Regions from separate parts of the Homo sapiens genome. Here regions 1 and 2 are each linked to region 3. The links are chromatin contacts, found by Hi-C or POLR2A ChIA-PET in ENCODE. All regions are on one chromosome and are shown on one strand. Each heading gives the region's core, a stretch centred on a gene start or an enhancer-like site at or near the end of the contact. The rest is flanking DNA. Distances are from core to core; before and after follow the strand shown.

Evidence for each region. Hi-C counts contacts between places; a loop is a spot of excess contacts on that map. ChIA-PET counts read pairs that join two places held with the same protein, here RNA polymerase II (POLR2A). Pooled maps may share reads with other maps.
Region 1: a pooled map shows a loop between it and region 3 (4-fold over the local background). The contact joins two enhancer-like sites. A Hi-C loop is called at or near these places in 3 of 37 single-sample maps with no recorded cell type and 6 of 50 pooled maps. POLR2A ChIA-PET finds 5 or more read pairs at or near these places in 2 of 52 experiments (activated T-cell and activated naive CD4-positive, alpha-beta T cell).
Region 2: a pooled map shows a loop between it and region 3 (4-fold over the local background). The contact joins the promoter of NUP54 here to the enhancer-like site in region 3. A Hi-C loop is called at or near these places in 6 of 50 pooled maps.

Annotation. Positions count from the first base shown.
Region 1 is chr4:77,585,119-77,589,145 of GRCh38, reverse strand. LOC105377296 (a long non-coding RNA gene) reads left to right here. Exons shown (of 7, transcript XR_938912.3): 3 at 1-79; 4 at 625-1,445; 5 at 2,421-2,554. It also overlaps a transcript of CXCL13 not described here. Among named protein-coding and RNA genes, the nearest start is that of CXCL13, 19 kb to the left of the region's middle. Within about 2 kb of position 2,070, at least 3 of the 41 ENCODE cell types and tissues checked have a DNase peak (open chromatin) inside an H3K27ac peak, as active enhancers do.
Region 2 is chr4:76,146,225-76,150,276 of GRCh38, reverse strand. It overlaps NUP54 (nucleoporin 54), which reads left to right and starts at 1,880. Exons shown (of 12, transcript NM_017426.4): 1 at 1,880-1,969. The coding sequence starts at 1,903. It overlaps LOC124900718 (a long non-coding RNA gene), which reads right to left and starts at 1,728. Exons shown (of 2, transcript XR_007058144.1): 1 at 1,675-1,728; 2 at 1-1,070. RefSeq lists an enhancer at 1,771-1,930.
Region 3 is chr4:76,981,496-76,985,531 of GRCh38, reverse strand. The region is part of intron 1 of SEPTIN11 (septin 11); the gene reads right to left. Among named protein-coding and RNA genes, the nearest start is that of SEPTIN11, 34 kb to the right of the region's middle. Within about 2 kb of position 1,296, at least 20 of the 41 ENCODE cell types and tissues checked have a DNase peak (open chromatin) inside an H3K27ac peak, as active enhancers do.

The DNA.
Region 1 (4,027 bases), core at 821-3,320, 600 kb before region 3:
GCGAAACTGTTGATAAGGGTGGACTACTGTAACTCTGGACAATTTCCTCAACTCTGCCCAATATCAAAGGAAGGCTCTTGTAAGCATTTCTATAAATTGCAAAAGGTATATGTTCTATAAGCCTTTCCAACCACATCGGCCTAAAATAGAAATCTAGACAGAGTGAAAATAGAAGTGGCTAAGAGGAAACTGCTTCAACCATGGGGGTAATTTTCATTTCTGGTAGTCATAAAAGGAAATTTTCTATCCTAGTCTTCCTGAGTTTGATTCACCTCCATTACTACATGTAGTGGTTTTAATAGTAGTGAGCAGTGATTGCTATGGGAGAGTTCAGCTTTGTTCTCGTTTATCTATGCTTGAGAAGGGAGGGTTGGAAGTGGTCAGAGCCCAAGAAATTAATCCAGGAAAAGAACCAGAGAAAGAGGATCTGTGAGATGGATCAAGAGAATGAAGATAGAGCCAGATTCATGTCTCAGGCTAGAGAGAACTGAGTATCCAAAAGACAGAATATTAGCTAGGTAGGTAGTTGTGGAGAGAAGCTCCACTGTTGACAAATACACATGCCAAGGACAAATAAGAAAAAATTACATATTTAAAAATAATTCTTCTGCTGTGCTCTCTTAGCAGGCTCCAAGCATTGTCAGTGATGTGCTACAAAGAGGAACAACTAAGCTGACACAGATATGAAGGCAGCAATGACACTGAACTGCCAGAATAGTGATCCTCAAAGGTGGACAGGTGTCACACCTGAATCCCTGGGGGTCAGGACCAATCAACTTCCCCGCCTACCCCAACCGTGGCCACTCTTTCTAGTCATAGTTTATCTTATGCCTCAGGGGCAGTAATGGGGTTAAGAAATGGTAGAAAGTATGTACCCAAATTCTCAATCACATTTGATTGTTCACTAGAACTTTTTCTAAGAAGACTAAATGGTGAGAACGGGGGGATGGCCCTCCAGGAAAATTCAGGTAGGTGTCATAATATTTAATGAAAGAGGCATTTCCTTTTTTAATCCTTTGTAGGGTCAGAAAAGAAAAAAATTCAAGATATGCAAAGGAAGCCAGATCAAAATCCCCTTGGCCATGGATACTGGTGCCCTACATCAGCACCCTTCAAGAGTGTGGATGAGGCTGAGTAGGTGGGAACCTGCATCCCTTGAAAGAAGCAGGCAAGGACAGGGTAGTGACAAGTGCTGGTCACTTGTGAGGGCTGCCTCCCCATCCAGTTCCCTCTGCAGCCAGGAGCAGGAGTTGTTTCTGGCTCAAGCCAGCCCCCATGGCCGCCATTCCCTTATATGACCCTGCTTCGCAGGGTAACGTACCAGACAGTTTCACGCTCGTTATCCTTGCAACGGATTACTCGGTGAGGAGCATCAGAGAACTGAAAAGACAGACTGACTTCGACTTGAATCCTGGCTCTTCCTCTTACTAGTTTCATGGCCTTGGGTATGTTACTTGTTTTCCTGGAGCTTTGTTTTAATAATCTTTGAAATGGTAGTCAATGGAGAATTAAATGAGATAAAACAGGTAAAATATTTGGTACTGTACCTGGCATACAGTGGAAGTTGAATCATGATGAATATCAGTTTTTGTGAAGGATCCAATTAAGCAATTCTGTCTCTCCCTCCTATGAGCCACCATTGTACCAAGTACCACCTCCAGTATTGTATCTACCCCTAAGGATCACCATTGTTTATTTTTGCACGTGTCTCCTTAGCTGGACTGTGAGCTTCCTGCAGAAAGAGAGCAAACCTTACAGCTTCGTATTCCTTAAACTGTAACCAGCACATAGTATATAACCAGTGAAAGTTCGTCATATCCCCCTGGCTCCTCTGCTGACTGAATGCACAAGTGAATGAACAAAGGGGATGGTGGTGGGGAGAAATGAAACTAGAGATCTTCAGTTAACCAAAGGGAATGTTCCAACAGAGCCCACTTTTCTTGTTTTGACTGGTTCGGCAAGTAAGACATCAGACTTACCGGATATTGTTCAGAGCACTGTTGACTAACTTGTTGACAAGGGATGTCTGGGCTGCATTATAGCCAGACAGGGAAGGCTGTTCAAGTTTCAATACTAGGTTCCTGAGTTAGGAGTGACTAAGCAGCAGCCGCCCCATACTGCCAAGCTACCGTGTGGTTTCACACCATCTGTCACTTGCTGAAGAGGACGGAGTCCCCCCTAGAACTTCCCTTATTTCACTACCACCTACTGCAGCTGGGTCTGCAGTTTGTAGGCAGGAGATGTGGGGGTCAAACTATACTTCATTTGTGCCCAATTTTCAATTGCTATCTAGACTCTTTTCCTCTCTGGACTTTAACCTTTGCTATAAAATTTCCCTAGAGCTTCAAAATTGTACCCCGAAGTGCCCCTGACTAACATCAAGCATATATGAAGATAATGTCTCAGTACTCTATTTACAGATGGAAAAATGAGTTATTCCACTGAAGCCAGGAAAATCCATGCTGGCACCCTAGCAGTCCATCAGAAAGTCGTTATTTCTCCACTGTCAGAGATCCTGTCCTGAATATGCAGCCTAGCACAGCATGTTATGGAGGTAATACCCATGTCCTTTGCCCAAGGCGCTTGCTCTTACTTGTCCTCGTGGGCACAGTGGAATTCTAAATCATCGATGCATACTGCCTGTTTTGTTAGGTCCCTTTAAGTTCATATTCAGCTGACCTGGCAAGAGATATGCAGTAAACTTTGCTCAAAAACGTTAGGACCGGAGATATAGCAAACTTCAGCAAAGATGGAAAGAACCATCCTGCCAACATACCGATTTTAAGAACAGCACTCTCTCACCAAATTCAATTATCTTGTTACTCAAAAATATTTTTTACATGTGATTTCATTGTGTCCCTTTGAGAACAGGGAGAACAAGTAGCTTATCTAGGATGGCATTGGTCCAGGCCTCTTATTCACAAAATATGTCAAATTTAGACTTTCACCTTAACTTCAAACGAGGTTATGCATATGGTCACTGAGATTCAGGATAAATGTGAAAAGGACTTTTTTCTCATGCAACTATACAATTACCCCATTATAAAACTGCACAGCCTGAATTAATTTTTACAAGTCATCACACAATTATGTTGCATTGTTTATAGTGTTTCACAAGTGTTAATTTATTAAATGTAAACACTCAAAATATACTATATTTTTGCAAGCCTGTTTTGACAGTTCCTCAATCAATGTACTGGGGCTCAACCTCTGGGAAGTGCTAGGTCTGAATTATCTTTGTGATGGTAAATTCCAAGTCCACAGGAGAACCAGCAAGTGTAGATTTCATCCCTCATGATGAGGCCTGCCGCGTGCCCTATGGAAGCAGAAAGATGATCACTCAGCTGCTTTGGGGCCTATTATAGCTTCTCAAATATTTTGAAGTACCCAAAGCATAGATAACCAGGTGTTTTACCACAAAAGTCTAGTTCTAAGAAAATATTCTTCAAGAGACTATGGTGACCTATCATTAGTCATTGATTAGGTTTAAAAAGCCATCACTTTAGTGTCCACTGGGTGACACAGCGTCTCTCTGAGACTGGTGTAGGAAAGGAAAGGAGTGGCAGCTCTGAAGCAAGCACAGAGCTAACGGCAGCTTTCACCCATCAGCAGGTCAAAGGCTTTGTTACCCAGACTGCTAGTTCTCGTTTTTGTGCATGTTATGAGAAAGACTCACACGATGTGGCTGAGGACGTTTAGGAATCAGTAGTGCAGCTTTCTGGACAGTAAATGGCAGCCAATGACATCAGCCGCAACCTGCTCTGCAGACCTTGAGATTTAATCATGATTTAAATAAACATCGTTTGCAATAATTTTTCATTAAATTAAAATTCCTGATTCACATTAACCAAGTCCCCCTGCTCCTGTGCATCCATACCTGAAGAGAGGTTTTAAATAACCAGAATGCTAAGATCAAGATTTTTATTGAATAAAGAAGCCTTTCTCCCAATTTTTAAAGCCAGGTTTCAGAAAACAGCTTTGATAAAGCCTGTTTCCAGTGGCCTGATGGGATTCCAGGATGCAGTCA
Region 2 (4,052 bases), core at 631-3,130, 840 kb after region 3:
GGAAGAAGAAGAATGGTTGTTTGTTTTTTTAAGGTAAGCTAAGTACTTAAGCGTTAGGCTATGTGCTAAATCAGGGGTGTCCAATCTTTTGGCTTCCTTGGGCCACACTGGAAGAAGAAGAATTGTCTTGGGCCACACATAAAATACACTAACAATAGCTGATGAGCTTTAAAAAAAATCGCAAAAAACCTCACAATGTTTCAATAAAGTTTACGAATTTGTGTTGGGCTGCATTCAAAGCCATCCTAAGCCATGAGCCACATGTGGCCTGTGGGCCGCAGCTGGACAAACTGCTGGTAAATCAAAGCTCCTTAACATGCTAAGGAAGGTCTTTCAAGATCTGGTTTCCACCTATCTGTCATTCATTCATTATTTATTTCCCCCTGTTATATGCCAGGCACTTGTGATGGGCATGGAACAAGAGGGACATGGTTCTTGCACTTATGGAATATATACTATTGTAAGGAAAAATTAGATTGATAAATTATCTGTGACAAACAGTGAAAGAAGGCAGGGCAGTGGGTATGAGAGCATACTCAGTTTGTAGGAGTCAGACACGGGTCCACCATTCACCAACTTGCCCAAGCCAGAAAGCAGGAGGTTGTCCTTGAATCCTTACTTCCCACGTCCAAATACTACGAGTCTCATATATGCTATTTCTTAAGTATCTCTCAAATTTATTCTCCTAATTCCACTGCCAGATGTAATCCAAGTCATTATCATCTCCTACCTGTGCAACTACAACAGACTCCTAAAAGCTCTATCTTCCTCAGGCATTCTGGCTCCTTCCAATCCATTCTCCTTATGGCAGCCAGAGGGATCTTCTAAAAACAAAATTCTAGTCATACTAGTCCTCTGCCTAAAACCCCTTAAAGGTTTCCCATTACCCTCAAGAAATAGTCTGAAATCCTTACCATAATTTACAAGGCAATATAATATAATGGTAATTTTTACAAATTGGGACTCTGGAGTGGAGAAACATGAGTCCAAAACCAGACTCCAGAACCTACCTGCAAGGTGACTTTGGGCAAGCTGCTTAACAACTCCAAACCTCAATTCTCTCATCTCACCTGCAAAATACAGTTACAGAATCTTCTCTATTTATTTATTCTGAGGATTAAATTATATTACAAGTACAACAGAGGGGGCCCACTCTTCCCCTCTTTTTCAGTGCTCCCCTTAGAGCTGTGGTTAGGAGTATTTACTCTGTAAACAGCCTGACCCTTTGGTACCTGTTTCCTCTTTTATAAATTGGAGATAGCAGCAACCCACCTCATAAGATAGCTGATTAAATTATGTAAAATGTCTAGAAGAGTGCCTGGCACATAGTAAACGCAACGTGTTTGCTACAATTCCATTCGCTTTCATTTCTTCCAACGTGCATCCTCTTTACTGCTTCTGCTCCGTCTACTCATCCTTCAGCACTGGGTTCAAATACCACCTCCTCGTGGGTGTTGGGGGGGTTCTCAACCCCAGCCCTGCTGCCCGACCTCCCAGGCCCGCTAGTTGATGAGGCAGCAACTTCAACCCTACCACATACAAATTCTAGCTGTCTACCGCGTATCCCTACAGTAACAACTTCAGCCTCTGCACACCTTTCCCAAAGAACCTCCCTACGGCAGTTTTTAAAGGACTCTCAGGCGGCACACCCTCGCGAGCGTCCCAGCATTTTACCTTAACAGTGACACCCCACAGCATGTGAAGCCCACCGGAAGTGAGCTGGCTGGGGGCGTTCCCTCACAACCACCCACCTCCTACGCCCTTGGCGCCTTCCGGCCTCTTAGGCTAGGTCAGAAAGGAGGCGGAACTCGGTGATCTGACTGGCGGTTTCCCGGCCGGACTGAGAAGGGGAGCGCGCTGCGCGTCGCAGGAGTAACCTACTTGGTCTCCTGCTTTCGCGACATGGCCTTCAATTTTGGGGCTCCCTCGGGCACCTCCGGTACCGCTGCAGCCACCGCGGCCCCCGCGGGTGAGTGATCCCCCTAGACCTTCACCCGGGAAGAAGGGGAAGGGTCTGGTCCGCCCCCTCTGTCCGAGACTCTCCGACCTGGGGATCCTGGAATCTCCCGCCGACGCGGAGACTTTAGAGGCATTGGAAAAGGGCGGGCGGCGGCAGAGTGGGCCGAGGCGGCACCCGAGGAGGCCACGGGGGTACTCGGGGTCCCACTAGAAGCTCGCTTGCCGCGCGTGAGTTTCCACAGGGCCCTGGCTTGAGCGGTTCGCTTCCCGCTGCCGGGGAGTCCTACTCAGAGAAATTGGAGGTTGCTTCCCTCTCCCCTTGCCCGAGAACCTCCCTCCCCTCTGCACCTCAGCCTCCTGGATGGGCGGGAACGCTTGCGTGGTTCCCGCTGCCGGACTCGGCGAGGATAGGGCTGGGGATCCACCGGCACTGCCCATTGACTCCCTTAGTTCCACCCCCGGCCCCCTGTGGTCCTCGCTGTGGGGTTTATCCGTCATGCTTCTTCCATCTGCCCCACCCCACCCCCACTCTGCTTTCTTAAACTGTTTGGAGCAAAACCAGGTTTGTTCACTTCTGTGAAACCTCCTGCTGATTCTTCTAATCCTTATCTTGCTTTCTTTTCTTTTTCCCTCTCCCCCTTTTTAAAATTTTGTTTCTTTGCCTACACGCCTATCAGGATTTGGTGGGCTTGAGACTGCCAACTCCACCGCCAGTGGGTTTAATTTTGGGGGTTTCGGATTAACTGCTAATCCTGCAGTGAACTTTAATATTGGGAATTTCGGTGTTTCTACTACCTCGGCGACTCCGTTCAATTTTGGTAACAGTCTGGCAAGTGCAGGTAGATACTGCGGGTTGTATGTGTAACCAGTGTTGGGAGCTGGAGTCCAAGAATATTGTGGTTCCTGGAGTTTGGGAAAGAACAGTTACTTGTCTAATAGGGAAAGGAAATTTATTTCCTTATCTCGAATCAAAAACATCTGTATCAAGTTTTTACTGCCTTAAAAGATGTGGTTTAGGAAAGTTTTGCAAGTTACAGTGTTCCTTTATTAAATGTGCACTTATCTTCCAAATGATAAGCATTTGGATTATAATTTTGAATAGATCTTTAAAATTATTAGGTAGGACTTCCAAAGTATAAACTCACCACCAGTCAAGCCCATCCTGGGATTCTTGGACTCCTGCAGTCATTTTTCATTTTTTCTGCATCTTTCATTGAGATTTCATTTTATTGTCCTTGTGTTTCCAAAGAGAAACAAGTCTTATACGAACAGCAGTAACCTGTTTTGTTTTTTAACTTGTGTTATAATGATAATAATGTATTTCTTTGGTCAACTCAGCAGATTAGGATACTATAAGATGTGTAATTTCTATAAGATTTGTAATTATAGAAAGAATCCCCAGTTCTTTGCTGGAATTTTGGGAAATGCTCAAAGAGAGCAGTTTAGTTTTATGTGATATAGCATCGAATTCTAAAAGGTAAGCTAGACGTCTTTGCATTCAAAAAGATAATTATGAAGATTTTCATATGCACGTGGGTTGTTTGCAGCTCATTAGAAATTTTGCAAAACAATAATGATATATACATTTAAAATAGGTTTATGGGTACTTTACATAGTGACACTGTAGAAAAAAACTTGTTCTTCAGCTGCTCGTATATGAATTTATCGTCCATAGTCTCTTACGTTATGCCTCTTGTGCCCATGCCAATTATATGCATTTGATAAACATTATTTACTCCCTAAAAGTTAATTGGGAAGTTTGTTATTTTGTTCATTCACTGGTTACTGCAATGTGATTATCACCCTAGCATCTGAGTTGAAAACAGTTCGAAGAATATTTGAAAACTTCAAAGACAAGATGATGCATTTTAATTAAGATGTATTCGAAGTAATCACATATCACTGTCCTTTGATGTGTTTACTTTTCCTTGTTTGCTTAAAATTGGCACTGGGTAAAACAGAAATCTTACTTTGAAATTTGTGTTTCTGAATAAAGCCACCCAGCTCATAATTCAACAACAATAAATAAACTTGTTGGTATTTGCTTGATTTCATGTTCATTTGGAGTTATCACTGTTAAGTTTTGAGTTATG
Region 3 (4,036 bases), core at 47-2,546:
GGACTAGAGTTTCACCTTCATTCCATCAGAAATTAAATTTCTCATATGCCCTTAGGAAAAACGCTGTTGAAAAGCAGTCCCCAGAAACAGGTATCCGAAGTGAACAGAGCCCCAGAGCTGCTTACAACCCCAGATAGGGGGAGGAGGGGAATCACTAGCAAAACAGCATTTCAGCAAACAACCACCAAGTGTGAAAATCCAAAAACTGTACAAAGCTAGAGCACTTTTTTCTTAGAGACAGAATGTTTTTCTAAAAGTCTGTGTAAACTCTTGAGAAGTTAAATCTAACTGGATGCCAAGAATTAACAACAACAAAAAAGACATTTTCTTCAGTTTCCAAAGACCACAGTCTCTCTCTGAGCACAAGTGACTAATGCCTGTAACAGCCGAACATTACAAAGTGCTGACCAGCAGAAAGTCTGTTTGGGAATGACAAGGTCCACGTGTGCATTCCAGGGACGCTTACAGATTCTGCAGTACTCCAAGGAAGACAGGGTGGGAGGGAAGCAATGTGACAAATAGGCAAGAAGTATTTATAAAGGCACGACCCAATTAGAAACAGATGTTGCAGCTGCTCTTTCGCACTGGCCCACATCAGAGATGATGAAAAGCCCGTCACCCAGCAGCCACCTAGGAACACTAATGAGCAAAGCAAGCGGGGAAGTGGGGAAGAGGTCATAAACCATTTCAAAACCCTCTTGCTGTCCAGTGGGTCCCAAACAACCCAGTTCCATTTAAGACATATCACGTCTCTTGCAGAGCATAAAACCACCCACTTGTCTCACTGTTGTTTATTTGGGTCATTTTTGTCCCTCCTGCCCTGTCTTTATCCTATGGAATATCTTCAAAACAGTGACGAATAGGAGGTCAAATAGAATTAAGAGGCTCAAAGCAGTTGGAAGTTTTTTCCTCAACTTTTTATGTCCTGTGCTACTCATATTCACACATCTATTCCTCAGTATTTCCTGTTTGAGAAATATTGTGGCTCAGTTCATCTATTTCTATTCACTGAATGCATTCATCAGCAAATAATGAAATATGGATGGGACGCTTCCTTCCCGATGCCACCATTTCTATCACCGGATATAAATTAGCCACTTCCTTTCTGAAAGATACCATATATTTCTGTGCCTTTCTGAAAAGGCAGGGGATTTTCAGTTACAGTAATGGCCATGTGATGGCAGTCTCTGTGAGAGAAGAAAAAAAAAAAATCCAATCCAGTTCCAAGCAAGTCATGAACAAAAGCACCAGGGCTGTTTCCCCTAGTCACAACCTGGCTGCTTTCTCCTCCCAAGGCATGTTCAGTTCCTAATCCAGGCTGACCTAGAACATCTGAGTCCAGTGACACATTTCCAGCACCTGAAAATTGAGGAATTATACCAGAAATGACCAAAACCATGATACATATTGAGGAAATAAACATACCAATTAACATCTGGTCTTGCTCTACAAATATTACTAAACAATTATGGCCAAAATCCTCAAGTCTTCCTAAGAGTTCTTTTTTTCTTTTCTTTTTTTCCCTGAAATGGAGTCTTGCTCTGTCGCCTAGGCTGGAGTGCAATAGCGCGATCTCGGCTCAATGCAACCTCCGCCTCCAGGGTTCAAGCAATTCTCCTGCCTCAGCTTCCGAGTAGCTGGGATTACAGGCACCTGCCACCACGCCCAGCTAATTTTTGTATTTTTAGTAGACACGGGGTTTCACCACGTTGGCCAGGCTGGTTTTGAACTCCTGACCTTGTGATCTGCCTGCCTCGGCCTCCCAAAGTGCTGGGATTACGGGCATGAGCCACCACACCTGGCCTCTAAGAGTTCTACTGTGTCTTAATCTCAACCCTGGATAAAACAATATCAGGATGGAATAGGGGTTGTTTACATAAATGTGGGGCATGTGCTAGTTTTCTACTGCCATATAACAAATTATCACAAATTTAGTGGCTTGAAACAACATCCATTTATTAGCAGTCAGTTTCATAGGTCACAACTTTGGGCATGGTGTAGCTGGACTTTCTGCCTGGGTTATCACACGGCTGAAATCAAAGTGTGGGCCAAGCTAAGGAGGTTGTCCTCTCAAGGCTCTGGGGAAATACCCTCTTCCAAGCTCATTCCAGATGTGGGCAGACTCAATTCCTTGCAGCTGTAGGACTGAGGGCCTTCTCTCCTTACTCGCTGTCAGAGGCTGCACTCAGCTCCAAAAAGTCACTGACGGTTCCAAGCCACGAGGTCACCTCTGTCTTCAAAGTCAGCAATGAAAAATCTCCCTGTGTCCCTCTCACATGTCAAATATCCTTCTTCAGGAACAGTCTGGTCCCTTTTAAGGGACTGCTTAATGAGGTAAGGTCCACCCAGGTCAATCTCCATTTCTAAACGACAGCTGTGCCATAACCTACCTGTGGGAGTGATATTCACAAGTTCTGGGGATTATGCAGAGCGTGTACACCAGGGGGCTGGGATCTTGGGGCCATTTTCGGATTCTGCCTACCAAAGTATACATTATTTCAACATCCCTATTTCTCCTGTGTAACTTTAGGATAAGATATAATAATGAATATTGGCATTTCCCCAGCTAAAAAAAAAACAAAAACAAAAAACAACAAAAAAAACACACAACTGTCTCCAGGAGAAAAAAGATAGATATTAGTAAAAGCATGGTAAACTAGATCCCTCTCAGGCTACCAAGGCAAACCTTTTACACTGAATCTGATAAGGGCAGCTAACCACAAACTAGCTAGCCTTTGGAGGAAGCCTTCCAAAAATGAAAGTAAACTGCAAATGTTTAGGTGTTGTGTTTGTAACAAGAATTCTAGGAAATACAAAAGATTCTTAAGGAATTTGAGTCTTATTAGGGAGATAAGTTATTGAGGTAAAATGGAAGATGATTTTGAAATGTTTCATGATGAAATATACTACAAAGATTACAGGGTTAGACAATGGAGATGAATGTGGACCAGAGCAAAAATGTAAAACTCTCTTAAAGCAGGTCAGTTTTGCCCTAGGTTATGGTAAGATGAAATAAGATCTGGGCCGGGGGTGGTGGCTTATGCCTGTAATCCCAACACTTTGGGAGGCTGAGGCAGGCAATCACTAGAGGCCAGGAGTTTGACACCAGCCTGGCCAACATGGTGAAACCCCGTATCTACTAAAAATACAAAAATTAGCCAGGCATGGTGGCACCCGCCTGTAATCCCAGCTACTAAGGAGGCTGAGGTGGGAGAATCGCTTCAACCCAGGAGGCGGAGGTTACAATGAGCCAAGATCACACCACTGCACTCCAGTCTGGGCAACAGCAAGACTCCATCTCAATCAAAAAAAAAAAAAAGATTTGAATAGTTGCAGAAAGGGAATGGAGATGGATGGAAAGAAAGAGGTAGAATCTATCAAGGAAGGCAGCAGGAAAAGGAAAGAGGCCCAAAGGGCAGGGAAATCAATGAACTAGGAAAACTAAGAGTAGAGGATGTAAGACTTTAAAACTGATTCTTTTTCAGTTTACTGGAAATAGTCCTTAAATGGGGAGCATTATGCCCAGGATGTGCTACTAAGTATTCGAGTGTCACTTGGGGGAGAGATCTAGAAACAATCACTGAGCAGCCACGTCATGAAAGACTTTTCTGTTTCCCACTCCCTAGTGTACTTACAAACATATCTTCCCACCAGACCAGCACACCAAGGGATCATGAGTATAGAATTGCCTCAGTCAAGGTTTTAACCCAGATTACCAGCTGGGGCAACCATCCAAATGGTAAGCTATTTGATGCAAACTTCTGCAGAGCATGAAAAAAAAAAAAAATGCATATCTTGCAGAGAAGCTAATAAACAGACTCTATTTGTTACCGCTACAAGTTCAGCCATTCTAATCAAGCTAAAGCTTTCTTACTCCTTCCTTACTCTGTTCTCCTTCTCAAAAAATAGGACCAAATAACCCCTAATAAATCAATAAATACTCCCACTAGCAGAGACAACTTTCTGCCTTACAGAAAGTTAACTGCACATTGTAGAAGCATCCACCTAGGTGTAAGAGAAAGTTGGTTTAGAGTTT